Linked DNA regions of Homo sapiens: region 2 is linked to region 1. The links are chromatin loops, found by intact Hi-C in ENCODE. Cell type or tissue: heart right ventricle. All regions are shown on one strand.

Region 1 (2,500 bases):
TTGACTAACCCCCAGCCACTATCACCACTTGCCACCCCCAGTAACTCTGGAATGTGGCCCAAGAATTTTAATAAGCAACCTCAGATGATTCTGATGACCCATTGACTTCCTGTGAAAAAACACTAGTTTCTATAGGGTCAATACTATTGTCACTTTTGTAAGTCTGGTGGACTAGACAAGGGCCTATCCTGCCCCACATCCTTGTCCCCTCAAACTCTAAAGGTGATCATTCTCATTATAATAAAATTGGGAAATCACATAGAAAAAAACATATATAATACTAATATCCAGAGAAAACTGATAATGTTTTAGTTTTTCTTTATGCTTTAAAATTTAATTGGAATTTCATTGTATTGTTTTATTTTCTGCTTTTCTTAGTTGCCCTTATACTTTTTTTTTTCCTGGACCTGCTGATGGCAGATCATGCAGATTTTTTTTTTTTAGATGGAGTCTTGCTCTGTCACCCAGGCTGGAGTGCACTGGCGCCATCTTGGCTTATTGCATCCTCCGCCCCCAGGGTTCAAGTGATTCTCCTGTCTCAGCCTCCCAAGTAGCTGGGATTACGTGTGCACCACCACGCCCAGCTAATTTTTGTATTTTTAGTAGAGATGGGGTTTCGCCATGTTGGCCAGGCTGGTCTTGAACTCCTGACCTCAGATGATCTGCCCTCGGCCTCCTACTAAAGTGCTGGGATTACAGGTGTAAGCCACTGTGCCTGGCCAGATTTTTTTTTTTTTAAATCAGAAATCATTCATAGCATTTTCACTGCTAGTATTAGTATTGCCTCATCTGTTGAGTCATGATTTGCTTAACCATTTTTCTGTTGTTAAATGTTTAGGTTGTTTCTGATTTATTTCTTATAAATAACACTGGAATGAACATCTTTGTTAGGGATTTTTGTGTCTTTAGGAATTTTCTTCCGTTTGTTCAAGGGTCTAAAAATATTTTTTTAAAACTCTTGAAACATACTGCCAAACTTTTCCAAAAAGGTTCTGCTGATTAAAGTTACCAGCAGTAAACTAGAGTTGTTACATCCCACCTTCACCAGCATTGAGTGTATTTGTTAAAAAAACATATTTTTGGTTCGCTAGAAAAGACAGTGCATTATTACTTAACCATCCCTTGTTGTAATTAAATATATATTTTGTGCATATGTAAAAATTAGTTTGGTATTTTATGCTAAGTATTTTTTATGCCAAGAACCTATATTTTCAAGCTTGAGGAAAATTGTTGGTAATCAATCAGTGTTAATTCCCTTGAATTTTTCAGTGGTTTAGGCAATAATAAACATGTGCACTTTCTTTTTGCCAGAGATCAGAGTATTTCACAAATACGGAGTCCTCGTCTATTCTTTTCTCATACACTTTGAAAATTGAGGATTTAAGCTGATTTTAAGTATGGAACTAATTCATTAAGAAAACAAGGTTCTTCAGGAGGTGGAGGCTGCAGTGAGCTGAAATCACACCATTGCACTCCAACCTGGGTGACAGGGCAAGACTCCGTCTCAAAAAAAAAAAAAACAAAAAAAAGAAAACAAGGTTCTTATTTCTACTAGAAACTAACTTTTTACCTTTCATTGTCAATAAACCTAATTATCTGTGCTTCTACTTAGAATTACTGTTAAGTCTCTAGATTTCAAACATAATTCCACCTGTTTCTTGGTTTATCGGTTTTGAAGAATGCCATCCAACTTTAGATTCCCTGATTTTTAAAAATTAGGGACTGGGCACGGTGGCTCACGCCTGTTAATCCCAGCATTTTGGGAGGCCGAGGCGGGTGGATCACCTGAGGTCAGGAGTTTGAGACCAGCCTGACCCAACATGGAGAAATCCTGTCTCTACTAAAAAAATATAAAATTAGCCGGGCATGGTGGCTCACGCCTATAATCCCAGCTACTCAGGAGGCTGAGGCAGGAGAATCGCTTGAAACAGGGAGGCAGAGGTTGTGGTGATCCGAGATTGTGCCATTACACTCCAGCCTGGGCAACAAGAGCGAAACTCTTGAGACCAAAAAAAAAAGGGAGCATTTCCTTCAACTTTTTCTCTTCTCATTGTATGGTGTTTATAATTATTTCCATTTCTTGTATTATTCCCAGTGTTTGTCCTGTTCACTCACCGAGATTGCTAGACTCTGGATTTCCCCTTGCTGGGCTGATTCCTGCAAACCACTTCCGGCACAAAGCTTGGGAGTGGTAGGATTCACCTTGTTTGTTTCTCTCAAAGATTACAGTCTGCAGCTGATTGTTGTACAATGCCTCACAATACTTGTTTTCTGTATTTTACTCGCTTTTCTAGTTTATGGCAGGAAAGTAGTTTCAGATCCTCATGGCTGGTAGCTGAAGTCTTTAAAAACTTCTTAATTGCTGAATTGAGTGATTCTTTCAGAGTCCCTGTATTGAAGTCTTTGAATTTGATACTGTCTAGTTTCCCTTCTTTTGAAATTTTCCTTCTTGACTTTCAAATGCTATTCTTTCCTGGTAGACCTTCTACTTCTAACTTTC
Region 2 (2,500 bases), 350 kb before region 1:
AGTTCCCTAATATGGAGGGTGAAGCTTGTGGAAGGGAACATGGGCCTGCAAGGCTTCACAGGACGGCAGGGGCAACCCTGAAGGCCTTTGTGTGCCAACCCCAGAAGTTTAGATTGTATCATGTGGTTAGCAGGGAGTCACTGAGTAACTTTGTTGTGGGAAGTAAAATACAGGTTGAGTGTCTCTTATTCAAAATGCTTGGGATGAGCAGTGCTTCAGATTTCGGATTTTTTCAGATTTTGAAATATTTACATGTACTTAATGAGATATCTTGGGGTTAGGACCCACGGCTAAACATGAAACTAATTAATGTTTTAACGAAACAGAGTCTGAAGGTAATTTTATACATTATTCATACATTTTATACAATTCATACATCCATACGATTTATACATTAACATTATTCATTAACATTTTATATACACCTTATATGCAGAGTTTGAAGGTAATTTATGCAATATTGTAAATAATTTTGTGCATGAAACCAAGTTTGTGTTAAGTACTTATGTGTGGAATTTTCTACTTTTGGTGTCATGTCGACACTCAGAAAGATTCTGATTTTAGAGCATTTCAGATTTCAGATTTTTATATTAGGGATCCTCAACCTGTAATCAGATTTGTATGTTGGAAAAAAAATTATTCAAGCAGGAGCAATGTGAAGAGACCATTGGAGTAGAAAATGTTAGAGGCAGGGACGATGGCGTGAGAGCCATGCAGACCTAAACCCGGGCAGGACCTACAGAGAAGATGCGAGAGAGAAGGAATGGCCAGGTAGAAGAGTTTGCTGGACTTGGCGATGAATGGGATGTGGAGAGAAGGGGGAGACCCCCAAACCTACCAGATTTCTAGATATCCTGCAGTAGGTTCCACTCTTTCAGTCAAACCAGAACAGCATCCTTTGCAGCCATACTGACACTATCATGCAAATTGACAGGAACCATTTGGTTTCCAAATCAGGCAACTGTTGAATGCCTTGTCTTTGGAAATCAGTATTTCATTCACAATACTGCAAATGCCTGCTAATGAGTGTGACTTGAACAGATGTTAAAATAATGTTTTGGGTAACTAGCGTGCTCTATGAACAAGGTTAGAATCTTCCCATTACAATTTTCCACCACCACACACCTGGCATCTTTGCTGATTGAAACTGTTTGATATCATTCACCATAAATCCTTCTTATCTGGCTAATGCAGCATGAAATTATGTCAATTGAAGCAAAACATAATACACAATAAACACTGGCAAAACCAGTGACTATGACAGCAGCTTTGCATATGGAGTACAAAACAGGTTTTTGGTTTTTTTTTCTTTCTTGGAACATATGGCCAATTCTTTTCTTAAGTGAAATGCATAAAACAAAATAAGGAATGTTTGCTAAATGAGCATTGTAAAGTAAAAATTCACTGGTGATGGAAATAGCAATAAGGTGCACAAAAAGGATCATGGATAAAATTTTCTCTGTCAGAAAGTGGTTTTGACAACTTGGTGTCTTGCAAGTCTACGCAGATCTACTACACCAAATACTCAAGACAAACCTTCAGGGGCAGTCACCGAAGACACACAACTCTCCCATCCTCTGCAGAACTTCTTACTTCTTTGCTCTTACTTAATTTAACAGTTAATCCTTAATAATAACATTTACTGGCCAGGCACACTGGCTCACACCTATAATCCTAGCACTTTGGGAGGCTGAGGCAGGAGGATTGCTTGAGGCCATGAGTTTGAGACCAGCCTGAGCAACATAGCAAGACCTTGTTAATATAAAAAATAAAGAAATGGCTGGGTGCAGTGGCTCAGGTCTGTAATCCCAGCACTTTGGGAGGCCAAGGTGGCTGGATCACCTGAGGTCAGGAGTTCAAGACCAGCCTGGCCAACATGGTGAAACCCTGTCTCTACTAAAAATACAAAAATTAGCTGGGCGTAATGGTGGGCACCTGTAATCCCAGCTATTTGGGAAGTTGAGGAAGGAGAATTGCTTGAACCTGGAAGGCAGAGATTGGAGTGAGCCAAGATCGTGTCATTGCACTCCAGCCTAGGCGACAAGAGTGAGACTCCATCTCAAAAATAAATAAATTAATTTAAAAAATTAGTCAGATGTGGTGGTGTGTGCCTTTAGTTTCAGCTACTTGGGAGGTTGAGGTGAGAGGATCACTTGAGCCCAGGAGTTTGAGGTTGCAGTGAGCTGTGATCACGCCACTGCACTCCAGCCTGGACAGCAGAGCAAGACCCTGTCTCAAAAATAAATAAAACAAAACAAAAAAACCATTTATTGAGTACTTACTATCAGCCAGGTATGAGCTAAAAGCTGTGCACATATGACCTCAATCTTCTTAACAATATTGTAAGGCAATTATTATTATTACTCTCTTTTGTTGTTGTTGTTGTTGTTGAGGAAATCAAGGCACAAAGAGCTTTATAAATGAGTCTAAAGCTGGATAGCTAGGAAGTGGCAGAGCGAGAATTCAGACCTGGAGAATTCTAAGTGCAGGGTGACTCCAC

Evidence for each region. Peaks named below come from ENCODE experiments on the same cell type or tissue, not always from the same donor. Only the 100,000 strongest peaks of a DNase experiment are listed, where the experiment ranks them.
Region 2: a loop joins it to region 1, with 5 times the contacts of the local background. A loop is called at or near these places in 33 of 110 quality-filtered maps.

The regions. Positions count from the first base shown.
Region 1 is chr10:31,866,139-31,868,638 of GRCh38, reverse strand. All of the region lies in intron 3 of ARHGAP12 (Rho GTPase activating protein 12), which reads left to right. Among named protein-coding and RNA genes, the nearest start is that of ARHGAP12, 61 kb to the left of the region's middle. In heart right ventricle, no CTCF peak of the experiment used is centred here; no DNase peak of the experiment used is centred here; H3K27ac peaks cover 821 bases.
Region 2 is chr10:32,215,965-32,218,464 of GRCh38, reverse strand. No RefSeq gene overlaps it. Among named protein-coding and RNA genes, the nearest start is that of EPC1, 130 kb to the left of the region's middle. In heart right ventricle, no CTCF peak of the experiment used is centred here; no DNase peak of the experiment used is centred here.